2 separate regions of the Homo sapiens genome follow, and region 2 is linked to region 1. Evidence: read pairs that join two places in POLR2A ChIA-PET (ENCODE). Cell type or tissue: A673. All regions are shown on one strand. Each heading gives the region's core, and the rest is flanking DNA. Links, peaks and the distances in the headings are about the cores only.

What was found. Peaks named below come from ENCODE experiments on the same cell type or tissue, not always from the same donor. Only the 100,000 strongest peaks of a DNase experiment are listed, where the experiment ranks them.
Region 2: POLR2A ChIA-PET joins it to region 1 with 7 read pairs; 1 of 35 experiments calls an interaction of 5 or more read pairs at or near these places.

What each region holds. Positions count from the first base shown.
Region 1 is chr4:100,108,725-100,124,206 of GRCh38, forward strand. No RefSeq gene overlaps it. Among named protein-coding and RNA genes, the nearest start is that of DDIT4L-AS1, 74 kb to the right of the region's middle. In A673, for the core only: a CTCF peak has its summit at 9,206 (motif pointing right); DNase peaks (open chromatin) are centred at 7,357 and 9,207.
Region 2 is chr4:100,298,774-100,314,255 of GRCh38, forward strand. No RefSeq gene overlaps it. Among named protein-coding and RNA genes, the nearest start is that of SNORA101A, 89 kb to the right of the region's middle. In A673, for the core only: no CTCF peak of the experiment used is centred there; a DNase peak (open chromatin) is centred at 7,458.

The sequences.
Region 1 (15,482 bases), core at 3,276-11,275:
TCTTATGTTTAAGGCAGTGTTTGGTTTTCAGGTTTTCCATGGCTTTTTTCATGCCCACTACATTTCTTTTCTGATTTTGGCAGTTCTCATTAGGTATTTCAATGAATAGTCAAGAAATCATACAAATAGGAAGTAACTTTAGTGAAATTATGAGACTTAAGTTGAAGATGATTTGACTGCTTATAGCCAATATATGTCTGTCCCTACAGCTTTTTCTTTTTCTCCTTCTGTCCTGATACAATTGGCCATCAAGATTTTAAGTGTAGCCACTCTGGAAGATTCCCAGATGTCCCAGTATAAGAAAATGTGTACCCAGCATTTGAAGAACCCTGTTTTGAGATTTAATCCATTTGCACACTTGGTTAGCTCTGTTAATTCAATTACCTTAAAAAGTAGCAAAGATAAAATTCACCAGAATCTAATTTCATTTCATTTCCTTTCTCTCTTTCCTGAGTCTTATTACTGCTTTATTTGCAATTGGTTGGAATTTTAGAGAAATTTCCTCATTTAGAGAATCTTCTTCATTAAGTGCAAATCTCACAAAGTTTACATTTAAAACAACAAAAAGAATTTTTATCACAAATGCTACTCAATAAGGAGTCATAAAAATTTAGAGATAACTTTTTCTAGAAACCTTATTTTCTTTTCACTTCACATAAATCAGTTATTCTTTCTTTTAAGTTACTTCCTGAATAACAGAAACCTCTGTTAAATATACTTTTCTAAAAGTCCAAAATACAACCATGAAAAGTCTTTGAGAGCCCTTTCTTTCAGGCTGAGTCAACATGAAATAAAACTTTATAGTAGACTGAGATACTCTTGCCCTCTGCATATCTACCTTTGATGTCTCCCCTCTTATCCTCCAGTGATATATCAGGACAACTCACAGGTCTCACAGCTCCTCCAGGACACCCAGCTAATATATTTGCACAGAAAATATTACCTAAAAGTAAAGGAAATTCATCTCCTTATCTCTAAGAGGGGCTGTGTAACAAAATATTAAACAGGTTTACATACATACCACCCTACCGTAAATAGAAATTCCAACACTAGAAAACACTGGCAGATGGAAATGATATGGATAAATAGTTTCGTGCTGCCATTAAATTTCTTGGAAACTTCTAGAATGGCTACTGGGGCAGTCAAAGGTAGTTTCCTCTGAAGTCTTGGATGAGAGCAGTTTTTTGATCAAATAATTCACTTTCCTTTTTACTTTTAGCATGCAATGTCTTTAACACCCTTTCTTCTATAATCAAAAAAAATATTAACAATGTGTTTTAGGACATCTGCTACAGCAATAGCTGATTGGCCTAGAAATAGATAACTGACCCAAAGGCCATTAAGCCACGGACTGCTCAGCAGCCTGTCAGGGCTGGCTGTAACAGATGAGCCCAACCAGCCAGATTCTCTCTGGTGATAGTTTTGTATTAAGAAACCCAGAGACAACTGAAGCCAGCTACAGGACTTGAGCAGGAAAGTCACATGAACAGTTGTTGGAGCCATTGTTTTGGAGCCATATGTAAGATAATTAAACAAAGAAAGCAGATCGAGAGACTGAAGAATGAAGCCAACTCATAGAAAAAAGCAGATGAGAGAAATGATAAAGTCCTGGGATGGGAAGAGAGAGCTAGGACTTTGAGTTTCCTGGTGTTCGTATTCTAAGAAGGCCAGCTTGCCTTGCTTCTTGAGATTGAAATCCATGAAATCCCTGTATTCTCCTTTTTTTTTTTTTTCTAAACTCGAATTAATTTGAGAAGGTTTCTGTTCTTATATAGTAAGATAATATTTTGACATAGTAACTGAGGTTTTATTTTTGCTCCAGACTTCCTGTTCTTCTTTCCCCCTATTTTGGTAGCAGGGAGGGCCTTCTATGTTCATATCCATGGGTAGGGGTTTTAACCTCAGAAATAGAAAGTAAGAAAAAGATTCAAGGCTTAACACTTGAATTTATCAAGTAGACGTTCCCACAAATGCATGGCAAAGGCAATCACTTTGACAGGAAAGACTTTTCAAGAATCAAGGGCCAAGACCTTGGCATCCTTGGACCACAGAGGAGGACTGGAGGAAGGAAGAAACCCTGAAAGACTAAGATTTGCCAAGATCCTGATTAAACCAAGACATCAATGAATATGTCTGAGTATTACCTAGAAATGAGTGAATCAAGTTTTCTGCCATCAGGGGAAAATTGAGGCTTATGAGGAAAATAAATCTATTTATTGAAAATTTTAAATTTGAAGTAAAAAAGATATCAATTCTTCTATCTGAGTTTATAGCCTGTTAAAATCATACCCAGAATATCAAGCCATAAGAAAACACAGAAATTTCAGGAGGGAAGTTATACAAAGAATTAAGGCCAGGCACGGTGACTCACACCTGTAATCCCAGCACTTTGGGGGGCCAAGGCAAGCAGATCACTGGAGGTCAGACGTTTGAGACCAGCCTGGCCAATATGGTGAAACTCCGTCTGTACTAAAAATACAAAAATTAGCTGGGCATGGTGGCACACACCTATAATCTCAGCTACTCAGGAGGCTGAGGCTGAGGCAGGAGAATTGCTTGAACCTGGGAAGTGGACGTTGCAGTGAGCCAAGATTGCACCACTGCACTCCAGCCTGGGTGACAGAGCTAGAATTCATTTCAAAAAAAAAAAAAAAAGAATTAAAAATATTTCCTCCTCCAAACATGTACACATAACAGGTTGGGAAGGGCATTCTTGCATAAAATACTGTGGGAGTCCCCATCTATCACAGATCAGAATAATAGCTGACATTTACTGAATGCTTGCTACTATTTAGTTCTGAAATAAGAATTTTACCTAATATTTCATTTAATCTATATTTATCACAAGGCAGTAGGCTAATTAGTGTCCCGATTTTATAGATAAGAAAACTGAGGCCTAAAGACATCAATGCCTGTGGTTTCAAAGCCATCAAGCTAAGTTCTATTAAAATTATATTCCAGCTGCCTACCCTAAGACCATAAGCTCCTTTCACAAGGTCTGAGTCCTAGCACAATCAAAGATCTATCTTTGCTGTCATTTGTGAAGCACTTTGGCATCATGAAAAAATTATGGACTTTGGACTCAAATTTGAGTTTTAAATTTGGCTCCATTAAATCAAAGCATGAGAACTTGAGAAAGTTAATAAGTCTCTTTGAGCCTCACTTTTCTCAAATATAAAAAGTATTATGCTTCACTTGTAACAATGTGAGAATTAAGTCATCTAATGTATGTAATCAGTACATAGTATGTATTTGTTTTTGTTTTTGTTTTCTGAGATGGGAGTTTCACTCTTGTGGCCCGGGCAGGAGTGCAATGGTGCGATCTCGGCTCACTGCAACCTCTGCCTCCTGGGTTCTCCCACCTCAGCCTCCGTAGTATGTGTTTTGATGGGAGCTGCAATGGACTGAATGTTTATGTCCTCCCAAAATTCAATTGCTGAAATCCTGACTTCCAAGGTAATAGTATTAGGAGGTAGGGCACTGGGAGGTGATTAGGTTATGAGGATGGAGCCCTCATGAATGACATTAGTGCCCTTGTAATAAGGAAGGAGACCACCCCTCATATTGTCTTATGCCCAATTTCTGCCTCCAAAGAAGAAAAAGTAAAAATTAAAAGGCAGAAATGAAATCCACAAGTAGAAAGCCTGACGCCACACCCTGGGCCTGGTAATTAAAGATCGATCCCTGACTTAATCGGTTATGTTATCTATAGATTACAGCCATTGTATAGAAAAGCACTGTGAAAATCCCTATCCTGTTTTGTTCCGATCTAATTACTGGTGCATGCAGCCCCCAGTCACGTACCCACTGCTTGCTCAATCGATCACCACCCTCTCACGCATACCCCCTTAGAGTTATGAGCCCTTAAAAGGGCCAGGAATTGCTCGCTCAGGGAGCTCGGCCCTTGAAACAGGAGTCTTGCCAATGCCCCCAGCCGAATAAACCCCTTCCTTCTTTAACTCGGTGTCTGAGGAGTTTTGTTTGCAGCTGGTCCTGCTACAATAAAAGGGACTCTAGAGAGAACCCCTAACTCTCTACCAGGTGAGAAAACAGCAAGAAGGTGCCATCTATGAGTAGGCCCTCACCAAACACCAAATCTGGTGGCAATTTCCTCTTGGACTGCCCAGTCTCCACAACTGTAAAGAATACATTTCTGTTGTTTAAAAGCTACTGAGTTTACAGTATTTTGTTCTAGCAACCTCAATGGACTAAGACAGGAGCTATTATACACCTGATACCTACTTTATAGGGGACACTCAACAAACATTTGTTGAATAAATGAGTGCATAAAAACCACCCATACCCGAGCATTCAGAACACAATATTTATTTCATAAAATAAAGATTTTGAACTGAGAAAATAATATTTTTAGAGATAGCATTATCCTTTAACTGAATTGGAAGAAAAAGGAACATTCAACTGTTTACTGTCTCTTGATTCCTACCCATATTTTATTTAGAAAATATGCCCATATGAAAGATACCCTGGTGGTAAAGCATTAACAAATTAAACCAAATGTCATTAAGTCTGTCTCATTTCTCAATCATGTGGAACTTCAGTAGCTCCCACAAGTGGGCATACTAATTCACTGTGCTCTGTATTTTTCCATTTGTCAACTGCTTTCTATTTTGCTCTGCTTTTTAAATTAAGGATTGGCTACTTAGGCTGCAGAAGAATCCTTTTTTGCTGCCTTCTGTTTTCCAAAGTTTAACGGGAGGTGCCTCATTTGTATTTTTCAGATACCCCTGACTTGTCTTATTCATATTCATGAACCTTCCTGGTTGTTCTTTTTCTCTGTGAATTGCTCTTAACAGACCATTTTCCCTCAAACCCTTTGCATTCACAGTAAGCTGCTTCCAAAACCAAAAGGAACATTAGCAGCAGGTGAAATCTCCATTACTGGTGGTTAGAAAAGAATCCTAATTGATTTAAAATATTAAATATAATTTCCTCTAAATGTTTGCCCTAAATATTTTACCTACAGGTATTCAAATTCAGGTCTTTTCTTAAGATAAGAATGCTTCTATCTGAATAGGAGCCTTACAGTAGTAAGATAATTGTGATGGATTACTTATGTTGGGACTCAGAAAACGGCACCCTAAAGTATGCTGCTTTGACATGCTGAGTACTTTGAACTCAAGAAGATTGGAAGGCCTCAGAAGCAAGTTCTCTCTGACCTCCTGCCCTCCTGTCTCCTGCCCATTCTTCTCCCACAAAGCGAGTCACAGACACCAGAGTTCCTCTTCCCTAATGTGGGTTATAGAAACTAGAATCTCTCTCCCCCAAAAGCAAACCATAACACTTAGAAATATTACTGTAACCTTCCCCTGACTTTCTGTCTAGGAGCTGGCCACAAAGAAATTTTCTGACCTACTTTGTCTAATAGTTGGTCATAGACCCTTATTCCAGAGGGACATAAGATCCTCATTCCAGTTGGTCATAAGACCCCATACCTGGTAGAAAGAAATGCTACACAGAGGGGCCAAGAAGTATCTGGACAGGCTTTGCTGGGTGTCCCCCCACCCCCAATCTATAATCATTAGACTATATCTTTTTGTCCAACCATACTTTTATACAGCTATCCATTCGTCATTGAACTTAAGCAAAAAAAAAAAAAAAAAAAAGTTTTCAATGTATCTTTGGATCTTCATTTCTGAAAGCTCCCACATCACATAAAACTTTGATTAAATAAATTTGTTATGCTGCTCTCTTGTTAACCTGTCTATTGTTATGAATGTGTCAGCCAAGACCCTTATGATAGATGAGGAAAAGTATCACAACTTTTTCACCCCTAAACTTAGCGAGCCGAAAAATAACCCCCAGATTACTGTAGGATTGATACCAGCCTGACTGTGACAAAGATTCTTTGCTCAACTAAACTTTAGTCAGGCTTCTAGACCCATCTGTGTGCTTTTGTAAAATCAGAATTTAGCATGAACTTTCCACCCTCAATATCTGATCACCCTGTTTTTTGTTTTGTTTTGTTTTGTTTTTAAACCAGGGTCTCACTCTGTCATCCAGGTCAGAGTGCAGTGGTGTGATCACACCAGGATAATATTTTTATTTTTAATTATAAGTTAATTCTTCTTCTTCTTCTTCTTTTTTTTTTGTAGAAATAAGGGGGTCTCGCTATGTTCCCCAGGCTGGTGTCAAACCCCTGGGCTCAAGCGATCCTCCCACCTCAGTTTCCCAAAGTGCTGGGATTGCAGGCATGAGCCACCATGCCCAGCTGTGATCACTCTTGACATCTGATTGGGTGCCTCTCTTCTGCCAATTCCAGTTGATGTTTGATCACCCAGGCTTCTCTTCAGCAAGAATCTTGTAAGGTCAGTTTAGTAAGAATCCTCCTTACTCCTAATGCTTCCTCTTAGTAATTTTCCATCCGCTGACCCCAACCCTGCTTCTTGACCTTCTTGACTATAAATTTCCACTTGCCCATGCTGTATTTGGAGTTGAGCCCAATCTCTCTCCTTCACTACAAAATCCTGTAGCCGGGTCCCTATGCTTATTGCGATGGTCCTGAATAAAGTCTGCCTTACTGTGCTTTAACAAGCGTCACTGGGTAATGTTTTCTTTAATAACTGAGAAAAAAGACCTTTCTCCTCCTTCTTCCCTCCTAATTTTTCTAGTTCTTCCTGTGCTTGTAATTTATGTTTTCTGGGCCATAGCAGTGCTATTTAGGAAGATGATTAGAATTCAAAGTCTTTTAGCATAGGTCTTAGAGATCACAGTCTTGTGTTTGTGTTTGTGCTTTTGTGAAACTTCCTCAAATTTAAATATTAAACAAATGGAGATTCAGGGAAGAGATTTGACTAACATTGCATGCTGTGGTCTAAATGTTTGTGTCCCCTTCAAATTCGTATGTTGAAATTGTAACCCATAAAGGGATGGTATTTGAAGGAGGGGTGTTGGGTGGTAATTAGGTCATGAGGTTAGAATCCTTGTAAAAGAGACCCCAGAACTCTAGCTACCCGTTTCCATGTTGTGAGAAGCCAGAAGAGGGTTGTCTGTGAGGAAGCAGGCTTTTACCAGGCACTGAATCTTCTGATGCTTTGATCTTGATCTTCCAGCTTCCAGAACTGTGAGAAATAAATTTTTGTTGTTTATAAACCACTTGGTCTATGGTATTTTGTTATAGCAGCTCTAGGACTAAGACAGCCATACTTCTAGTTAGTGTCAGAGCTCGGTGTAACACCCAAGTCTCCAAACTCTTTTACTAACTACAACACGGAGTGTAGTCTTCATGAAGTCAGGGGCAAGTCTAATGGGAACCATTCAGCAGGCTTAAATTGTATTTAACACACAAGCAGTTCCTGAATTAACTTCACCCACCCATTTTATATTTCCTTTTGAATGAGCACTTGGGACAACTTCTTGCTGCAACAGGGGCTTATCTCTTGGCAGCATCTCAGACTGGGAATGCCCTCTCAGGGGCCTGAGATGCCCTCTCTGTTGTTTGCCTTTTTCCTGCTAACTTTTCTGACAATGTTTTAGCATTTTCCCTACAATGGAGAACTCCCTCTCAAGGGCCTGAGATCCCTCTTTCCTGTTTGTCTTTTTCCTGCTAACTTTCCTGACAATGTTTTGGCATTTTCCCTACAACGAATTGGCTCAGAATAGGGAAATATCTCCTCTAATTGCTCAAGAGGGGGCTAGCTGGGCACAGGCAGGATCCACACTCAGCTTTAGGGCTGCCAAGGTGATGGGGTATTGATATCTCCAGTTGGAGCTCAGGATACATTATCTCAGAAACATGACTACAGCGGGGAAGTTGGAGGGAGTACTGTGTAGTGGTTAAAATGATGAGTTTTTGAAGTCAGAAGGGCTGTCATGTGTCATTTCACCAACAATTAACAGCTTGAGCTTGAACTTCAGTTTTCCCAACTACATACTAGAGATGATGATGATAAATTACATCTAATTTATTAGGTATAATTTATTTATTGTGGTTCAGATTAAATGAGATAACTGGAAAATATTAAATGTTTAAAACATGCTAGTGTTTTTTCTTCTTTTTTAGTACTACATCCAAGTTCAAAGTGAGTTTAAAAAGCCTTTTGCAGATTTGCCTAGAAACCAACATATATTTTATAAGGTTATTTTTACGAGAAACATTCTGATTTCTGAAAAGATTTTGAAAACTTACCGGTTTATAAAGTAGGGCTGCCCATTTTCTCTGTCTCTCTGTCTCTTTCCTTCTTCATATGTCTTCAATTGGATATGATGACTGGAATATCCTGGGCCATTTCGCAGATTTTATTTCTCGCATAAATCTGTTTTTACAAAGATACTCTGCACCTCTGCACATATACAAAATTAAGCAAATAATCTGGTTTTGCTCTTTACAGAGACCAAATGGATGGGGTGTCCAGTTCTCTCATTCACTTTGCCTTGTAGATGCAACTCGAGTGCATTCACCCACTCCCTCCCCCCATGCATGTGTACTTGCCATCTGCTGGCATGGCATGAGGGTGAGGGCTAGTGCCCTGGAGGAACCAAGGGAAGGGAGTTCTGATTCATGTACTGGGACCCAAAGCCCGCTTTAAACACCCTGAGCAGTTTTAAAGGCTGTTTTTGAGAGGCTACTTTTGAATGATAGAATGTTTGTTATTTCTTTTAGAGACGGGGGTCTCACTATGTTGCCCAGGCTGGTCTCTAACTCCTGGGCTGAAGTAATCCTGCCACTTCAGCCTCCCAAAGTGCTAGGATTACAGGCATCAGCCAACATACCCAGCCATAGAATGTTTTAATACTACAATTTTCAAGGGAAAAAGAGGCCCAGTGATAATGAACATTTTGTTATCTCCTTTCATTGTATGTCTGACCCCTCTTGTGATACAATTTTGCCTAGAAAACATGATTTACTCTATACATACTTCAAAAAGTACAAAGGTCTATAACCAAGAGTTTTTGTTGTTTGTTTGTTTTGGTTTGTTTGTTTTTGTACATACAGAAAAGTATGAGACTCCACAGCTGTATATATGGCATGGGGATAGATAGCAGGTTCCCAGAAGGAATGTAAAAGAGAATGGTAACTGTTAATAGTAACTCGTAGAGAATCCCTTTGCTTAATGTGTTGTGGAGCAAATTAGGTGTGTTTTATTAGTGCAGATTTCATAAATGTCTGGTGTTATAGGAAGCAATAAATTTAAGTAGAACCATATGGAATTGCAGTTGTTTCTTCTTATCTATGGGGATATGTTCCAGGACCACCAGGGGATGCCCGACACCATGGCTAGGACTGAGCCCTATTGCTGTCAGTTGGAATCCATTTCTGTTCCTGTCTTTCACCTACAAATTTAATGCCTTTTTCATTATAGCTAAGCACGTATCAAGCCATAACTTTTGCAGTTTGAGGTGCAACAACAAAACTAGCATCAATTTCTTTCCTTAGTCACAATTTCAAAGATAGGAGATTTGTTGTTGCCAAAGATCTTAGTAACCTCAGCGTATAATTTCTTTCCTTAAGTCAATAACTTCTTTCACCTCTTCACTTAAAGGAAGCACTTTACAGCTTCTCTTCGGCATATCTAAATTGCCAGCATCACTAATCTTGAGCTGTGGAGCCATTATTAAGTAAAATAAGGGCTACTGGAACACAATCATTTCCATACTGTGACAGTCAGTTTAATGGCCCAGCCAGCTACTAACGAGTGGGTAGTGTCTACAGCATGGATTTGCTGGACAAAGAAATGATTCATATTCCCCACTGGAACAGGAGGGCATGAGATTTCACCATGCTACTCAGAATGACACACAATTTAAAACCAATGAAATTTAGAGCTGGCCTTAAGTGAAATAATAAATAAAAGAAAAAAATAACATGACAAATTGCTTATTTCTGGAACTTTCCATTTAATATTTTTAGACTGCAATTGACAGCAGGTAACTAAAGGCATGGAAAGTGAAACTGCGGAAAAGGGAGGACTACAGTACTTGAATTCTTCCTATGTTTTCTAAAGGTTTTGGATTTTAAGGAGACCCTAGATGAATGTTAAAAAATATTTAGAATTCAGAAAAAAAATTAAAAAAAAAATATATAGTTTTTAAACAGGAAGACGGAACACTGAACAGAAATCAAGTGGCACTTTGTCACTTCCCAAGACCCAAGAAAAATAGTAACTTTCAGCAAAGGTGCCCAGAGTAAAGGACACAGGCAGAGGAGCTGACTGCATGCTCACATCCTCATTTCTCCTGTCCCTACACACAACAGACCAATTGCAGGGCTGAGAACACGATACCGGCTTAGAAAGTATTTGAATGCTGGAGTTGTAAGACGGGGCTCAATGGTGGCTTAATGGAAAGAAAAATCGACCTGTCAATCTTATTCATTTGAGCAATTCGAATCATTAAAAGTTTCCTGATAATATTGAGATCAAATCTGCCGATGTGCATTTTTATTCACTGCATCTCGTTCTGTTTTCTGATAAAAAGTATTAGCATATTTCCTACAATTAATTGTGATATAGAATAAATTATATGCTTCTTTTAAATGACAGCTCTTCAAATATTTAAAGACAGCCAGGTTGCATCTCTGTGCACTTCACTTCATTTTTGCCCTGTCCCAGGCCATTTTAAATTTGATTTATGTAATTAAATATCACTAGTCTCTTCACCTATTCTTTATATGATCTGTTTTATAGACACTTTATTTCTCCTGGCTTCTGGAGGCATTAGTCAATGGGCCTCATTCTCAGCAAACTATCGCAAGGACAAAAAAACCAAACACCGCATGTTCTCACTCATAGGTGGAAATTGATCAATGAGAACACATGGACACAGGAAAGGGAACAACACACACCGGGGACTGTTGTGGGGTGGGGGGAGAGGGGAGGGATAGCATTAGGAGATACACCTAATGCTAAATGACGAGTTAATGGGTGCAGCACACCAACATGGCACATGTATACCTATGCAACAAACCTGCACGTTGTGCACATGTGCCCTAAAACTCAAAGTATAATAATAATAATAATAATAATAATAATAATAATAAAAGAAAAACGCTATTGAGAAGAAATCAATAAAATTTGACATGTTGATGAAAAAAAAAAAAACCACAAAACGTTGGACTGAACAAAATACTTCTGATCCAGGGTGGCCATTTAAGAACACTAAGGGACTATTCTTGTCCTGGGTTCTGTACTTCTATTAATGGAAACTAACTTTCCATTGGAGTTTCTTATAGCCACATCTCACCATAGGCTCAATCTAAACTTTCACTCAATAAAAATCCTAAGTCTTTTTCATGGTGCATTCAGTAAATCTCCTGTATCCCTCTTTTCTGAGGTTAATTGAAAAGTATTATCTTGGAATGTTATTCTTACCCATATATGGTTTGGCTCTGTGTCCTTACCCAAATCTCATGTTGAGTTGTAATCCCTAGTGTTGGAGGTGGGGCCTGATGGGAGGTGATTGGATCATAGGGACGGACTTCCCCCTTGCTGTTCTCGTGATAATGAGTGAGTTCTCACAAGATCTGGTTGTTTAAAAGTGCACAGCACTTCCCCTCTTAGTTCTCCCTCTCTTGCTCTCCTGCTGGTCATATGAATATGTGCCCAATTCCCATTTGTCTTCCACCATGATTGTAAGTTTCCTGAGGCCTCCCAGAAGCAGAAGCCTGTACAGCCTGCAGAACCATGAGTTGATTGAACCTCTTTTCTTTATAAATTACCCAGTCTCTGGTAGTTCTTTATAGCAATGTAAGAATGAGCTAATACACACCACTATTAAAATTTATTTTATTTTATTTGTTTCATCCTATTCCAGCATGATCTCTTCTTTTTGAATTTTGATTTTTGCCATCAGCAGCATGTGTTCTGTAAAGGGACATCAATGCCTCTTCCTTTTTATTTTTTACCCTATTAGAGGTTGTCTTAGGCTGAGTTCCTTGGAGACAGACTCCAATATGGAATTACATGCAAAGGTTTAACAGGCAGTGCTCTCAGCAACCACACTTGTACTGGTGTGAAGGAAGCAGGACTGAGAAGAGGTAGAAGTTGAACTGCAATGCAATTGCCACAGAGACCTCAGCCAATCTTATGGGCATCTCTGAAGCTGGGATGCCATTCAGATATGTTCTGTATTCAAGCAAGGGAAGCAGGCTTTGTACACTGGTCTTGATCAGTCATTGGATGTGGGCTTCTCTGGCAGGAAACAGAATTTTGGATGAGACAGCTCCCTTTGACTGAAAGAATTGGCAGCTGAAACTCTCCAATTCATCTGTAGGAGCCATCAGCAGACAACATTATCAGCAGTTGGGGGAATGAGTACCTCTGTCCTGAATGGGGAAATCTAGGTGATGCACCCTAGCATCTATTACAGAAGGGCACCAGTGCACTCCTGCCTTTTGCTGCAATTATGGTGTTTTTTCTTAAAATGAAAAAATAATTCTATGTTTCCCCTCACAATCCTTCCCTTCTTTGTCCCCGCATTTACAGATTCCCACAGTCAAGGTACCCTGATTCAAATATAATTCCATGAGAAGCTGGACTAAGGACATATATTCATTCATTCAATATTCATGTGTGTGTGTGTTAGAGACAGGGTCTTGCTCTGTTTTCCAGATTGGAATGAAATGGCACAATTATAGCTCACTGTAACCCCAAACTCTTGGGCTCAAGTGATACTCCTGCCTCTGGCTTCCAAGTAGCTAGGACTACAGGTATGCACCACCACACCCAACTAACAATATTCATATTTACTGAGCACCTACTATTGTGCCAGGCATTCTTCTACAAGCTGAGAATGCCACAGGGAGCAAAACTTCCCTTTCTCATAGATCTTATATTCTAGGTGACAGACTCTTGGCCATACTTAAATTTTTAGGTCTCCTGTCATGACTTAGGTTTCGTCATTGAGCCAAGTTAACTGATACTCTTTACTTTTAAGCTAAGTCTACAACCTTTAAGAAGTGCCTTAGTCACACATGGGTATAGAGTCCTGGCTATTTCCTCAACTATTATATTTTGCAATTTGCCCAGAAAAGTTTGAATCTTAGCTGTGGATTCAACTTTTAGCAAAAGTAAAGAAGTGAATGATAAATTAAAAAGCAAACTAAAATAATTGTTTGATATTGTGCAGACATAATAGCCAAGTGACTGATAATTATTCCATTCCCCAGCACTTTTATGGATATTTAGACACAACTGTCAGAAAACCTCAGGTGATGTTGTTCTTGAATAAACACAGGACTCTAAAATGTCTTTCTTTAATTCTTCCTGCTTGGCACTTCTAGATAAATATGATTTGCTTTAAGATCTCAGTCTTAAAATGAAATTGAGAAAGTGGCTTCATACGAAGATCGATCTTAAAAAATGGAGGAAGATTAAGATCAATGAGATAATTTCTTAAAGTAATACAATCCCCACATTTTAGAGACTAAGGCTACATTATTTCAGATGGAATGAAGAAATAACTGCCCTAGCTATACAAAATAAAATCTAGTGGAAAGAAACAAAAGCTGGTGGTCAGTGTAGGAATGGCTCACTTTTTTCCAGACTTTTTTTCCTCCAGACTAAATGAGTAGTTATCCATATAAACCATACAACATGTTGTGAAGCTTACAATCATTTTTTCTTGATATTGTTGTTAAATAAAAATTTGGTGACTAAATTCAACTTTTAAATAAGTAACATGACCATTTTTATTCTTTCATATGAAGGTGGGAAAGGATAATTGGTATAACTAATAGACATAATTATGTTTACTATTATTCCTGCTTTCATAGTTAGAATCTCATTAAGCTTTCTGTGAATATTGTGAAAATGACTGAGATACTTCTCGACTTCTTCATACATTCATAGCAATTTTCTCTTTAAAAACAAAGCAAAAGTTAATTATGCAGATTTATATTCTGACCCATTCTTGTTGATACTGAATAAAAGCTCCACATAAAAAAGAAACAAGAAACATGAAACATAGTCACGAATCAGATACTGTTTCTTCTTTTCAGTGGAAAATTGTGCTTCCACACTGGTGAAAATCTAAGGCTGAGAATGTTGCCATGAAATATTAAAATAATTAATCATTAAAAATTACCTAGCCAATTACACAAATTTGTCAAAGTAAGTCTCCTAACTAATCCTCACACTTAAGTGAAAGTTCGAGTTAAGTTCACTGACCAACATTTTACAGAATAAGTAATTTTACATGCAAGACTACTTGGTATAAAGCTGGTAATGGGGTCATAGTTACATCAAGGAATTTGTTCATTTCATTCCTGAACTTGTCAGTACTTTTTTAGGTACTAATAAAAGATGCCTCAAGAAAAAAATACCATGGAGATTTAAGTTTTTAGCCAACTACATAATCACCATCATAATCTTTATCTCACCATCATCAGCAGCAGCAGCACCATCATCAATTTTACAAAAGTACTGCATAACTCTTCATTAGTAAAGGTGATATTTTGCTATTTTCCCACTATAAATAAGTCATTTCTTGTGTTACATTAATTAGTTCCAAATCACTTAGAATGAAAGATTTTAGTTATGAATGATCCTTTTTTATATTTATTATCTTATTTTAAAACAGTTTATGATAAGATGTCATTAAAAAGCACAGTGTTGTTTTTGGTGTAGATGAAAAATAATATTAACTGGAGGAATGCTTCTTCAAACATTTATTTAGGAACTGGTTCAGTCAAGTTTCCAGGTATATTAGTCAGAATTTTCCAGAGAAACAGGACTATCCTATATGGATATTTAAAGATTTATTATAAGGAATATGCTCGCATGATTATTAAAGCTGAGAAGTCCAAAGTCTACAGAGCTGATATTCCAGTTTGAGTCTGAAGGCCAGGGCTGCTATAGAACCAGGAAGAGCTGACATCTGATTTTGAAGGCCATCAGTCAGGAAAATTCTGTCTTACTTGAGGGAGGCAGGGTCAGTCCTTTGTTCTATTCAGGCCCTTACCTGCTTAAATGTGTCCTACCCATATTAGAAAGAACAATCTGCTTTACTTGGTCTACTGATGAAAATGTTAATGTCATCTAAAAAAACACATTCACAGAAACACCCAGAATAATGTTTGAGCAAATACCTGGATACCTCATGGATCAGTCAAGTTGACACATAAAATTAACCATCACACCTGGTAAGCAGAGGATATCAGGTAGGGTTAGGGGAATTTAAGTCCTGTCTCAAAATAGATGAATGGCAGAGATTGAATTGCATAACTGAGTCTAGTAGGGGACTCAAATCGACCTTCAGATGATTATGTGATAGATGTTGATATCTGGCTATGCACATTATCCTTTAGGCCATTACATAGAAAAGGTGTGGTAATTTGCTTTAGGGTCTCAGTCATACATGGCTTATCTGCATAATTATTTTAAAGATTTTTTTGTAGTCTTCTCCTCTGACCTTCACACATACAAAAAAATATTTGTAGAGGATGAACCCCATGCTACTGCAATGATTAGAAGGAAGGAATCATAATTTTTCCCACTGAGAACACTTTCTTTAGCCTGAATTTATGG
Region 2 (15,482 bases), core at 3,927-11,926, 190 kb after region 1:
TGAGCTAATTGAAAAGCTGGTCACAATGGGGCTACCATTGTAAAAAGCATTTAGAGTGCAACATTTTGTCTATTAAAATTCAGTTCTTTTCAAACCATGCATAACCTTGCCTGGGACACACTCTGAAAGCACTTTCTATTTATGAAGTTTATTGTTCTATTTACTTGAATTTTTCTTCCAAGTTCTGCCTGTGACATTTTTATCTCCTTTTTATAAGGACAAAATAATGGTATACCAGGAGGTTGGTAGAAAACAGACCCTAGAATGATTTTCAACTTTTAACCATGCTCAGATTTCAAGGCCAAGTGACTCAATGTAGCATGCAGAAAGATTGAGTCAGGGCCTGAGGATCAGGCCATGCAGATTTGAAAAAAAAGAAAAAAAGGAAAAAAAAGGACAGAGAGAGATGGGAAATGGCTGGAGTGACTCAGAATTTATTCCCTGGAGTCCAGACCTCCTTGAGTTTCCTTAGCTGAATTCCCGTAGTTAGTTTTGTGTGTGTTTGTGTGTGTGTGTGTGTGTGTGTGTGTGTGCTTAAGCCAGCTTCTAATCTGTTCCCTGCTTTACCATGGAAGCCTTTGTCCCACAGCTGGGGCTCATTTGGTTTGGATTTTCATCTATAAATTGCTGTCAGCAAGGATCTTTGGGAGCTAATTGGTGAAAGTGACCTAACAAGGAACTCCAGAGGGAACCAGAAAGACTCAGAATTTTTATCCTTTTTCTCTTCCCCCAAGAATTTGTGTTACCCTTTGCCAAGGAACAACTAGCTTTGAAGCTTGAGTAATCTTTTTTATTTAAAAGGTAAAAACCACCTTAGATGACATGCCATCAAACAAAACCATGTTTCTTAATCCTGTAGTAGAGAGCAAGGAGTGGCTAGTGTCTGGTATTCAAAGTCCCATTTGGACATACTTCAAAGAAAGACTCCAGGCAGAACGGCTAAAAGCTTTGCCAACACCAGGATATATACATATTTCCAGTTGCTGGGGCCTGAGCTCAGTTCCTGCATCTGAGGAGGATAATAATTGCTGTGCTTTTCATCTTTTTTTTTTGCAGCCTATTAAATGGAGGCCACTTCACAGCAGGACACATAGGTTCACAATAATAATAGCAAAATCTGTAATGATTTGTTTTCCCTTTAGAAAGCATCTTTGCAGTAATCCTGGGACTTAACCGAAGTGCAGAAATTTAACTTGAAATAAAGGAGTCTGGGAAGAGCTCAGGTGATGGAAAAGCAAAACTGGCATCTAAGAACATCTAGGTGTAGTAGGTGTGAATTTCAGTTCACAAACTAAGGCACGCAAACATATAACTTTTAGTTTTTATGTAACAACTATTTTTTATCTCTAAACCTCCATTTTGTGAAAGAAGTGTTATTTCATCTCAGTCAATTCAGTGTCTTCAATGTCCTAATGATTCCTAAATAGCCTCTACCCAATTCTCTGAAATAGGAAGTTTCAAGGTCTCTATTATCCTGTTGGGACTTGGTCATTTGCCTCTACGGCTTGCTGTCCTGATGCACCTTGTGCCTATGTCTAGCCCTGTTGGCTCTGGCTCCGTTGACTACTTGCATGAAGAGTCTGTGAGTACAAGAACTATCAGATCATTTCACAGGGCATGTGAGACTCACCATGTGTGTCTCAACCAGCCATTCAGCCAGTACATCCCCAAGGGTTTTGCCAACACCTTGAGGTTCTATAAGGAAGGAGTGGTTCTTTATTTTTTGGAGATTTCATACCTTTCTTGGGCTTGGCCACATTTTAGGGGCAGAACAATTGCCCCCTCTAGACTCACTCTCATTGTTTTGTCGCCAACTGTCTTTTCTCTTTCCCTTCCCCAAGCCAGGGGGATATTTTGTACATTTCAGTTGAGACAAAGGCATTGCGGGGAACTCTACCTTCCCCAATCTCCTTGATTTGAGAAGCTCAACATTTCTTACATCCCTTGGTCTCAAACACTTGCTTATGTCAGGAGTGCTTTCTGCACCTAAAGACTTTGTCTTCGGAAACATTATCTAGGAAAATTTTTGCTGTGTTTTGCTTTCTGCTCGGTTATATTCTTCTCCTATGCCTAGGAGTATAGGCTTCCCAGGGATTGGGATGAAAGTGAGGGAGGTAGGAAGCAGAGGAGGGACAACTGAGGAGCTTGTAAGGAAAAAAATCTTATTTATTAACATTTCAGATATGATGGCACCTTAATAGCTGCTTGTTTTAGTCTTAGGACTGTGCTGGGACAATGCCCAGCAGCCATATCTCATCTTTCACTCGTAATTTAGAGACTTTCCTTATCTGTTCTCATGCCCATCCCAGTCGCTACCTCTGCCCTCCCTACCGCCCTTAAACTCTATTATCTTAAGCAGTTCTTTGGCCGCACAAGCATTACCCAGGAAGCATCATGTTCCACAATTTCTTCTTGCCTCGTGTATGGATTCCCATTCCTGAAGTCCTTTCTAACCAACCACGCAAAAGATTAGGGAAGGCTCTCCCTGTTATTCACTCTTTTGGTGCTCTATTGTTCTTTCTTCACATGTCACAGTAGCAATTATTTAATTTTGCTACAATTTGCTAAATATGCATCTTTCCCATCATGAAAATAGGGACTATTCTTTCTTGTTTACTACTGTAGCCATAGCACTTGGCATATAGTAGGTATGGGATAAATAGGTATTAGCTAATGAATTAATGAATGATAAACTAGCTATTCATGTTGCAGGGAGTTCCCACAATGTGAACAGTAGGAACTTACCACATGAGTTCCTACTGCTTCATGCACTTTCACATAAACCTTATCCATATCCTTACCCCAGTTCTCTGAAAAAAAGCTTCGTTATCCCTGTTTTGGAGCAAATATTCTGAGGGTCTAAGAGTTGGGGGAGATTGTTTCTAAGGTTATTCAGCTAATAAAAGGCAAATGTTTATTGATTCACTATTTAACATATGTTTTCCTTAGCATCTGCTTGTCTTTAAACATAATCTTACACCTTCTATGAGTGACTGATACCTCACTAGATGATACTTACTTTTTCAAAAAGAGTCATGATTAAACCAAATGAGTCTCCAGTCAGGTTAGCGCCCAGTGGAAAGAACTTTAGGCAGATTATAGTGCCAGAGTTGGTTGGAAATCCTTCCCTACATTACTTAAATTACAATATAAAGATGTTCTTGTGTTCTGCCCCCTTTTTCCCTTTCTCCTAAGCACCAGACCTGTTCCATTTCAAATACTGTATTCATTTCATTTTTTAGGGCCTTTGTTTCAGAGTATGAGTCTGTGACTGTGGCTCAAGTGTCTATGCAAAACACTGAAAACAAAGCAGAAAATTCCCCTCTTCCCCCAAAAAAGAACACATTCCTATTTTTTTCTATTAGTGGTTTGTGTTATCAAATGTAAGAAACATGTGCCAAGATAAATAATTATGCAATAAAAATATGATGGATTTTGTGACTTTAAAAGAATACATCAGGGGCAGGTTGTGGTTGGTTGGGGGAGATTAATATGCACAGGGGACTGGAAAGCAATTTGAAGGAGAGGAGGTTTACACTGGGCCTCAAAAAGTATAAAATTTCTTTATACTTTGAAGCAGGCAGGCAGATAAGAGGTGATTGCAGCAGTAATGGGCATTCCAAGAAAACCTAGTGGTTTATCCTGGCTCTAGATCTTCAATTTAGAGAACTTCCGAGAAGTACAGGCGGCCCTAGGGTCAGCTTACAAGTTGGAAAATAGCACATTCGGTTTGAGTTTCATTGAGGTTTGAATGTCTCGGGGCCAGCTTAGGTGTACCTCAAACAGAGCCAAAACTCTAGATCAGTTTCAGAGCTCTCCTGCTCTCCTGGATATGTTCCTGACCACAAGACCAGTCTCTGGGTCACAGCAGCTGAGATCGGGAAGCCCTCCCCAACAAACCCCCCACCCACTGCAGATGGAGTTAGTAATGGTCCGGGTCGAGCAACCTCGGGAACTCTTGCTTGTCCCCTGGTTGCCATCATGGCAGTGTTCACTTGGATTACAGGGCCGCCTTCCCTCCATGCTCTGGACTCCTTGAGATCAGGGTTCTGTTTTATTCTCAGTGTTGCAAGCATCCACAGTCAGCATGTGATACTTTCCTAGCACCTAGCCTAGAAGGGACCCAAGTAATTGAGTGGGAATAAAGAGACAACACTGCCAACCTCAACTTCCTGCTAGTCTTCATATAGGCAATGTATTTTTATGTAAGTTGTATACATCTCATCTAACTCTCTGACTTAGATATTCTTATATAGCTATTTTTTAATATACTGTAATTATAATACGGTATATATCATCTTACTATTTCATAGATGAAAGGAGACTGAGTGGTTAAATGACCACAGTTGCAGGCAAATACTGTACTGTGTGCTCTTCCTTATAGAGTTAGCTTCAGCCTTATGCTTAGAAAGAGGAGCAAGTCCTGGAGAAGAATTTGATGGGACCCACAAAACTCACCCACCATTTACCGTAAAATCAGATATGCCCTTTTTTCTTTTTTGGAATTTCTCTGTTGGTTAAAGTGTCATCTTCAGAGGGCCCTTTTTAAAATTCATTTGTTTCTTGATAGTGATTACTTGATAATAAAGCTCACATGAGGTGGCTCATTTAGTTTTTCAATAACAATAATAATACTTAATTAGTGCTCTTTTGAGTGCTTTACATATTTTATTTTATTTTCTGTATTTATTTATTGGAAACAGGTTCTCCCTCTGTTGCCCAGGCTGGAGTGTGGTGGTACAATCATAGCTCCCTGCAGCCTAAAATTCCTGCGCTCAAGGGATCCTCCCACCTCAACCTCCCAAGTGGCTGGGACTATAGGCACTTGACACCATGCCCAGCTAATATTTTGTATTTTTTGTAGAGATAGGGTCTTGCTTTGTTCCTCAGGCTGGTCTTGAATTCCTGTCCTCAAAAGTTCCTCCCACCTTGGCCTCCCAAAATGTTGGGATTATGGTCATGAGCCACTATGCCCAGCCAACATATGTTATTTTAATCTTCACAACAACCTAATGAGATCGATTCTGCTTTGTCCTAATTTTATAGATGAGAAAACTGAGGCAAATGGAAATTAAGTAATGTTACAAAGGTAACCCAGTTAAGTAAGTGACACAGCCAGTATTCCAAACAAATAATCATTCAATGCCATCATATATTCATTGAGGGCCTGCTCTGTGCCTGGTATTGCCATGTGGTGGGAGATAGAGCAATGCACAAAGCAGACAAGGTTCTGTCTTCATGGAGCTTGCATCCTAGAAGTGGATGCTAGGCTGTATACCAAAAAATAAATATTGTCAATCAGACAAAGTAAAGGCCATAAAGGGAATAGCTAGGCTACCCTACCCTTCAAGTCTGACTAGGTCAAGGGAAGAGGGTGGCTATGAATGGCCTGGAAGGAGGTGACATTTGAACTGACACCCATAGAATGAGAAGGTGCCACCTGTCAAACGTGTTATGGCAAGAGAATGGAGAAGACCTTGTTGCTTGCCCTTGGAGCTTGGGAAGGAGGAAGAAGCAAGACTACGTATGTTTTAACAGGTAATGGGTAAGAGTTGGAATTTATTCTAAGTTCAGTAGGAAGAGTTTTATTCAGGGTAGTGAAGTGATCTGATTTATATTTTATAAATGTCACTCTGTTGATAAGAATGATCTGTAGCTGGTGCAGACATGAGGGTAGGAGAGTGATCAGGAGGCCATAGCATACATAGCCCTGGTCAGAGGTGATGGTGGCTGTGGCTATGTGGAGGAGGGAGTAAGGGAGGAATATTTTGGAGGTTGAGCCTACAACTTTTACTGATGGATTAGACAGGGAAAATGAGAAATGAGAAAACTGGGATGTCTTGTACATTTTTGACTTTAGTTACTGGCTGAATGTGCGATTTTGATGAGGTGGAGAAGGATTGGGAGGAACCAATATTGAAAAATGAGATGGAATTCAAGCTTTTTTGTGTGAAATATTATTTCGAGTGCCTTTAAAACATCCAAGTGGCATATTAAGGAAGCAACTGTATATGCTATTAGGAATTATCCGTGTTACACAGAAGCCTAATGAGATTTAATGACATCACAATAGAATCTTTATGGTTTCAACATTTCTGCTCCAGAGGAGAATTCATTTAAAAAAATATGCCTTGACACTGAAAATTCCTACTCTTATGAAAACAAATGGACTATAATTTTCACCAGTATCTCAGTACAGCAGTAATGTTAATCCGGCAGCACACACAGGAAGCAAGCTAAGTGCAGTTGGGAGATTGCAGATGGGTGTGAGCCACAAACACACACCATTCCTGAAAGAAGTAGGGAACAACAAGGGCTGCATATTGGAGGTAAACACGGCCTCTTAGCAATAATACTGCTTAAAATATTTCTATTAAAATCTGAACCTTGAGCAAATACAAAGACTATGTTTAACAATAGGGATATAAGAATGTACCCATTCCCATGGCAGTCTGGTGTGGGACAAGAGTAGGTGATGTGTGGAAGATTAGCAGGATGTGACAATATGGAAATCATTCTCTCAGTCACACTTGACAAAGGGTTTTCACTGAGTCTTGCTGATGAGGAACTGGAAATATACATCACAACCCCCACTGTGCATCCTTTATGATCTGCTGACTGGATTGTCGCCTAAGTCAGTTGTATAATAAAATAAATATGTATCTAATTCTAGTTTAGGTTCAATCCTTTAAGGCTCATCCATTTTTCATTTTCTTACTCACTAAGTTAAAAATAAAGAGAACTTCCAGATTTTATTAGAGCCCTCCTGGCAATTAGTGCAGTTAAGATTCTTGTCTTCAGGATGGTCAGAACTAGTTGGTAGAACCTCTCACATGATGCCAGGTTAATTCTTTCCTGGATAGGTTACAAGTTTCACTAACAGCTTGAAACATGAACACAGATGTGCAGGTCACATTTCCTGTCTAAAAGCTAACAGAGAGCAGTCCTAAGCAGTGGGATGTAGCTCCGGTGGCCTTTGTGCTGGAAAAAGGGAGATAGGCAAAGGTGTGGAGCAGTGAGCACTTCTACAAATTAAATAAAGAAAAGAAAAGGCCTAGATGGGCAGTCTCAGCTGCTACGGGATCTGAGAGCCGGCCAAAGGCACAAGGCACTGGGTGCTGGGAAGCAGAGCTGTGGGGAGTTAAGGGTCATGTAGCGGGGGAAATTCCAAAATTCATCTTTAGATTTTCAATTTTGAATATGGCTTACTCTTGCACAAAATAGATCTTTACCTCTCTTATTTGACTGGAACCAATCTATCCTCTGGAATTTGGGAACCCAACCATTCATGTCAGGCCTAAGGCTGGCCTTAGTGTTAACTCTCCCTTAGGCCTTGCCCAAGTCACTTGCTCAGGAAGTCAAGAAGAATCATTCATCCTTGTTAGTTAATGCTTACATATCATTGTATGCTGGCCATTTTACTGACTAGGCAACTTGCTAAGAACTACATTCTCTGAGTCACTGAGGGATTAATGGAGCAAGACAGGAGATTTGGCAAATTTGGCATCCAGCAGTCTGGTTAATCTCCTGCATTTTTCAGGACACCAAGAACTGCTGGGACAATGACTAAGTCAAAAACTCATTTGCCATGGAAAATTTTACTTGGTTTCTATTATTTTATACCACAAATCATGCTCTGCATTTAGAGTGTTCGTTTGCCTACCTATATGTCCATTAGCAAATATGAGAAAACATATCCAAAAGCCTGTTAGATGAAGAAACAAAACTGGATCCCATGTTAGGCCTTATCAAATGCATTCACAATGGCACATGAATATATATATGGTGCATATTTGGGTGTTAATGAGAAATGCACTTTTAAGTTATATGAACAAAAGAAATAGCATGGATTTATAGCATGTAACAGCTAAAGGAATGTTAGAGATGATGTAGTCAGGTGTTTCTCAAATGGTTTGTAAAGTTTAGCACATTTTCTTCAAGTGAAAGTGCATGCAGAAGCCCAAATATACTGAGCGGGTGGAGGGAGGGCTGTGCTTTTTCTTACCTTCTCTGAGACAACGCCATAGAAATGGTGGGATTCAGCAGGCTCTTTCTGCAAATCCAGCTGACTGGCATTATTGCTAAGGAAACTGTTACCCAGATTGACCCAAAGTTATGTTGTGAACAATTTAAGTTACCACAGCTAGACCTTGGTTCTACTGACTCTTGGTCCATTGCATCACTTACTAGGAATCAGTTTTTCCACTGAAAATGTGTGTGGAATCCGTGAAGGAAGGACTATATTGTTCTTGTTATTGTTATTGCTTTTGTTTAGCTATTCCTCGCTTTCAGGAAAGAGTTAGATGATTAGAAGGAATCACATGCTTTTATGTTTCATTCTTTTCTGGTATTTGGGAAAAATACAGCTTCATTAGATAAGGACATGAGTTTCTCCACTCTATTCCTAGGTTATCTCTTTGACCCAATTGACAATGCCACAATCCATGCTCCAGCTTCTCAGGGTCCAGCTGACCTCTTCCTTCTCCCTAGACCGCACATAGTTTGGCTGGCATCACTCATCTGCTTCTCCTCTGTATGCCCTGTTCCCATATTTCTAGCCACAACATCCTAAATCTCATATCTCAACTGTCCCACAAGGTTTTTCAGATGCCCCACTTGGCTTTCACCCCTCTTCTGCTGTTTCTGTAGACTAGCACTTCTCAGAGCACATCTGGTTTGGTGTTATTTGGTGTCTTTCTTCTTCCTTCTCAGTTGTGAACTCCTAAAAGAGAGCAGAAACATGTCAGATTCATAGCACTAGATAAAATTCTCATACCTGCAGTCCCCAAACTGTTAGCTGAATGTAACTGCACATGATATATAGAAATAGTCCTACAGCCAAGTTTTTATGACGTATGCCAATGAAGGTACAGATGGGTAGCAGAGATGGGTGGTAGATGCTTTAAAAAGTAATTTTTATTTTTTCATATAAAAATCTGAGATTTTGAGTATGTAGGACTTAAGAGTTATTCAGCCTGATTTTGCAGTTTCCTATAAAATTCTTCCCCATGCTTTGCTCTTTTTGGGGTATTTCATTACAATTGATACATAATATCATGATTAAAAAAATTTATTTTCTATTTTAAAGAATTAATTCCTCAAATATACTGTTTTCTGACTCAGTTTTCCACAAAATTATGAAGGTACTTCCAGTTAACTTACTTTTTGTATATAAATGGATGCATTATATATGTATCTAACCATCTATCATCTCTATGATATAAGATAGTGAGGAGCAGGTTTAAACATTTTTTATTTTGGTTCCTTCTTGATTATAGACTTCAGCCATCTGTGTTGTTATCCTCCTGGGATAATCTTTTAAAAGATTCTTATTTTTAACAAGACAACACATGACATTATAATTAAGAGCATGCCTGGGTTTGAATCACAGTTCCACTACTCATTTGTGTAAATTAGGGCAAGTTACTTTATCCCTCTGTTTCTGTTTCCTAACTGTAAAATTGGGATGATAATAATAGTACTTACTTCCTAGAGGTGCTGTAAATACTAAATGAAGTCATACTTAAAGTGCTTAGACCAGAACCTAGGATAAGAGAAATGCTTTATTAGTTTTAGGGGCTATTCTAGAACGCTTTTTTTCATTTTCCCTCTTTTACTCCCTCCCCTACACATGCCTTTTGGTACATTCTAGAGCATTAGTTATGTGGTTAAGATGAACATGAGTAAACATAGGCATGTACAGCTCTGAGACATATTTCTGTAGGGTAGATGCTAATGTCAATGTAAGTGCTCTTGTAGCAAGGTTGCTGTTAAAGAGTAAATGGTCCTGCTCATAACTGAGAGTAGAATATGTGGAGGGATAATTAGAAGTATAGTCACTGCATTAAAAAAATTCAGATAATATAGCATGGGCTTTTACCATAGGCAACTTTGGTATATTATTAAGGTCTGAACAGAGCTGCATATTTTGAAAAGCCATTTTAGACTGAGGAGTTTGCTGATGTTAAAGAAGTGCAAATATATTCAATCAATCGGTGAATGGTGGGGAGAAGTGTCTGCCTAATATTGAATTCCTTCAGATTATTATTATTTACAGGTCTTTGGGAAACAAGGCTGCTTGCATGCACTGAGTTGCTTTTAATGATCCCCTTGCCTGCCATCAGTCTGCATAATAAAACTAGCCTTTGTGGGCATTTTTCCTGAGTTTTGAAACTCTGCAGGTTTTTTCTTTACCCTCTTTACATTTCTAAAGCATATGTGTTTAGTAGAGAAAGACTCCAAGTTGTGCTCACTGTGCTTGATTGGACACGTAGTTTTTCTGCTTTGGGTTTTAAATAGATTTGCAGATTTAGGAATCTGCAGAGGTAAAGCTGCCCAAGCCTTCCTGAATGGACTACCCACTCCTGTAGCCAGATAATTCAGCACCCACCAGCACTTTACAGTTATGTTTTCCATGCTTATTCAGATGCAAATCCCAAACCATATGTTTACCTTTATGTTTAACATCATTATTTACAGCAAAAAAATTATAAATCCTTCATTCATATGAACTCTAGTAGGCAAGAAAAGGGTAACAGGAAATGGGATTTATATATGTATATAATTATTTTTGACCCATAAAAGTTGTGGGATGGCTAAGGAGCTTGGCCAAGTAGTTGTATGGAAAAGTACAGGCTAATGCCAAATACCTAAATAAAAGCTAAAGAACTCATAAAAGTGTTCAGACAGTCTGTCTCCATAATATCAGACAGCCAGATATATGAAAATATTTGCATAATGAACGAAGTTTTTCTAGATTTTTTTTTCTGATTGCGATGCATTCAGAGGTCCACCTGACTCTAAATTATTAAGTTAGTTCTTGGTGTCTCTAGTGCTACCTTCTGTGTATGTGACCCAAAATGGTATTAGAGGGTTAGAGGCTGACCTAATACAGTTATTGCCCTAGGTGGTCTCTACTTATCTAGGCATGATACCACCTTGAGGAAAGGATCCCTTAGTGATCTACTAAGTTAATTCATCTCTAAGGGAAACAATTGCCCCAAAGATTAGTTTAATAACAATGGCTCTGGGAATGTTGTAAAAACATCTAGGAGAATTTGGTTTTGTTTCTAGAAGAAATCAAGACAAATCTTATGTCGTGCTGTCTAGAGTTACTATTAAGCATGGCCATCTGTGTATTTCTGAATCTATCTAAACTTTAGTTCTTTGGTTATGAATGTGTGCATGACAATATCATTTTGGAGTTGATAGGAGGTTAATAAGAAAATCTGTGTTTAAATGTCTACTCCAGGACCTGACACATAGTAAGTATTCAGTAAGTGGTAATTGTAGGGTAGTACCAAATACTTAGGCTATTGACAAAAGGCTGGAGTTGTGTAGAGTAGCTGTACTCAATCATACGATAGCTGCAGCATAAGTGTTAGATGCTTTTCTCTCCCATTACTGAGTAAAATTTTATTTTTAATAACTGAGACTTGAGGATGCTCCATTCTGCAGAGTCTTCAGCTGAGAATGCTTGTCTAAAGCACTCTCTCCTTAAGGGAGCTCAGGTTCACAGCTGATAGCCCTTCGATTTGTCTCTGTTGTCTAAAGACATTTCCTTCTCTGTTTTCTTTCTTTTTCTCCCCTAAATGAGGTTAAGATAAATGATGCAATAGAATGGGAAATAATCATTGAGGATTATGCTTACTACTGCAAGATCTGATTTCAAAATTGCTTAGGACTTTGAGGAATTTTAAAAATTCTAAGTAGTTTTCATCTATTAATTTTTTTCTGTTTAAATTAATTACCAGGGGAGTGAACACCATATAGAGATAGGTTACTTGCAGCTGTATTAATTCAGCACCATGTACTACCGTGTTCAGAACATTGGTGGATATATTGCTAGGAAACAGACACAACTGTGGGATGAAATGAGTTAGGAATGACTTAAATTATAGACTTCTGAGCACTGATCCTGTGAACACTGATAAAAGGGTGAGAACTTGGGTTCTGAGTTCTCTTTTTTACTCCTTTACTATGAGGTATGGAAGAGTGTCTTGACTAGGGTCCAGTCTTGAGATAGAAACCATACCTTTTTTCAATATTATGAATTGTTAATTTTAAATTAAAGAACTGAAAATGGCAAAAAGGTACATTGCCATGTCTTGGAGGTAGTCTGGGTCAGCAGGGCCGGTTTCATGGGTTTGCGGCCCCTGCATTTGCACAGGTTCCTTGTTGAGATGGGCTGTATGCTTCGTCTAATGCTCTGCTGTTGCCATCTTAAAATTTTTAATAATTTTTGAACAAGGAGCACACATTTTTGTTTTTCACTGGGTTCTGCAAATGATGTGGTTGGTGACACCTGTAGGAGGCAGCTAGCACCTTAAGGGTGGGAGAATAAAGGGGAAAAATTGAGATAATTAGACAGGGAGTCTTGGAGAAAGGGCCTCCCAAGTGTAGATGCCGCCTGGTGTTGGTGTCTCCGAGGTTAGAGGAGGGGGCCTTGTGCAGCTGGGGCACAGACATCTGAGAATGGGTACTGGTCGGCTGGTGTTGGAGCCTTGGGAGGGGCATGACGTACTTGTTCTAGAATCTGTGAAGTGACACCATGAGGCTGGTTCTGTGAATGCTAGAACTTCAGACTTCTGCCACTGGAGGGAACTGCTGTTGCTGGGCTGAAGAAGTATTGCTAGGTGAGCCAAAGGCAAAGAGGAACAGGAAACAAATGAAATCCAGGAAGCAGAGAAGTAGGAGCAGATGCTTTCTTCCTCCTCCAGCCTTCACCTTTCCCCTATTGCCTATTGGTAAAGTCTAATGGAACCAGCTGTCAAAGCAGAACTGTGGGCTGTAGGGCCCCAGCCTCAGAAACACAAGATATAGAAAGGTGTGTTGGAAGCAAGAGCTTAATAATCCCCACAAGCAGTTAAGTAAGAGACTAAGAGTTGTAAAATACCTTGGGTCTCTGTCCTCCCAACTGTATCTGTAGCAGCTCCACCACCTATCGAAGCAAATCCTCTGATGGTCAATAGAGCGCTCAAAAGACAACTAACACATCTTTTCAAATAGACCTTACAATCGTTGGAGCTCCAATTTGCTCTGATAACTTTATGATGATTTATGTAACAAATAATTCTGGTTCAGACTAGTGAAGTCTGAAAAGGGGAGGGAATACTTTATTACGCAGAATGTTTACTTTCCCTCTGAGTGCTTCCTGGCAGAAAAAAATTCAGACTTTTCCCGTTATGTTCCCTCCAAATTTGGAATTGTGTTTATGCCAACATTTAGATAACATTTGTTGAACATCAAGTTTACATCTAGTATAGTCTTCTCAACTCCTTTTCCACCCTTTTTCCCTTTCCTTTAGTTCTTTTCATTGTACTCAGCTAAAGTAAGATTATTTTATTTTAAATAAAAAAACTTTTGCATTGAAGGATTTAAAGTTCCTATAAAGAATGCCATTCTCCAGATGAATGGATATGTAATTTTCATTTTGCCCCATTTCATTGGGCTATTCCTTGGCTACCATTTTGTTTTGGTAGTCAAAGCTGTAGCAATGATGAGTTCAGCTATCAAGTTTGGTAGGTTAAACAAAATAAGGTTCTTAGAGAGTAATTTATAAGAGTGGTGTCTTCATCAACATTCTTTCCCTTACAGTTGCTTTTTTTTTTTTAACTACGCCTTTTATGAAGACTGAGTATTACAATTTCCCAACACATATATGTGCTAAGGGAAAAGGGTTTTATCAGAATAATGATGTCAAACAAGGTAATAATATGAATTTAAAGTTAATATAACCTTCATATGGCTAATTTATTTACCTTTAGGGCTGTCTTTCTAATAATGCCTTAAAAAATCAAATAGTCTGTGGTTGCTAAAGGACCAGAGGAACGAAAACTGTATATGTGAAAGATAAAAAGCCTGAAACAGAATTTTTTTAGAGTCGTTTTCAGATGAAGAACAAGTATAGTAATAGTTCCTATACTTGTCATCCATGGTTGATCCCAATTTTCCTCAAAGAGGAGTGGATGGCACATTACACTAGAATGTCAAACCTCTACCTTGAGCAATTTAGCTAAGCCCCGTTGACATGCTTAGTTCACAGCTGACATTAAGGGTACATGCAGGCAGGCTGACAGGTTAACTTGATACACTCAATTTCAACATTCAGGGTGCTGAACTCAGAGAGGTTATTGCTTAAGAAATGTGAAAGGTGGGTTCTTTACAAAAGTATCTAAGAGAAATCCATCTGTGAAATGTATTTGCTTCATAAAGTGCACAATTTGCCACAAAGAACACAAGAATCAAGGACCCTTCCTACTGCTTTGCTTGTCTGTCTTTTTCATTTAACAGCAAGAATTCCCAAATTATGTAAACATGGAGAGGCTTTGGCACACTTTTGGAGAAGAGGAAAAAGAGACCCAGCTGAATCAGCTTCCTAAACTACTGCATTATTTTACTCTGATGGTTTTAATTAGAGAAAAAAAATAACTGCTTTGAGACCATCTGCATATTCATAATGTAGAACATATGGCTGGTTTTCAGGATTTTGAAAAAGAAAACACATTAATAAGTTTGCTTCTTTCCATTCATTTCTCACATTCTAGGTTATTTCTTTGAGAAATAATATATTTGAAAAATCTGTTTACTCTTTACATGAGCCAAATGTTCTCATTCCTTTAGGGTTTTTTTTTGTGTGTGTGTGTTGTGTGTGCTACTATTGTACATTTTAGCAACAAATGCTGAAAGAGAATATGGTTGTTTATGATTGAGAATGCCTCATAAGTGAGTTCATAACACTTTGTAGATGCATATTTGCATTAACACACTGTCTTTTGTTAGCATAACTTACTGGAGTTAGATTTATGGGAAAGTCTTGTTAGAATTTCCCAAGAGCAAGATAAAGACTCAAAACCAAGATAGGCGTGTAGTATATGTGTTCACATACACGTGTGTGTATACCTGTGTGCATGAAGGTCTGTGCATCTCAGATAGGATATAATGTGCATCTCATTTGACCAATGGAAATAAACAGCTATTATAAAAACTAAAATGTAAAAGTATACTTATGAATAATATGAAGTGTATTTGTAAGTGTATTTGTAATATATATTTATATAAGTATATAAAAATGATTTCAGACTTCAGATGAGATGACTTTTGAATTTTAAATTCTTAAAAGAAGAAAAACATCTCTAGTTATATTAGAAGAAAATAGAAAATCAATAGAACTTTTACTTTTTTTCTGGCTTTGCTGGTAGTCACTGGATCAATAAATCCAATTCCCATGTGAAATAACAAACAAGAAACAACCAAAGAGCTAGAACTGGCATCGCTACCTTAATAACAACACAGAAAAAGTTATCAACACTGGGAAATAAAGATTAGAAAATAAATGAAATGTTGTTCCTTTGAGACCAAGCTACCATGTTTGTTGGGCAAAGGTAAAAGGAAACAAGGGAAGCAGAATTTAGATGGCAGAGATGTGTGTGCTGGGAAGAATTGGAGGAAATCACCCTGCTCCCTGGGAGGCTGACTCCGAA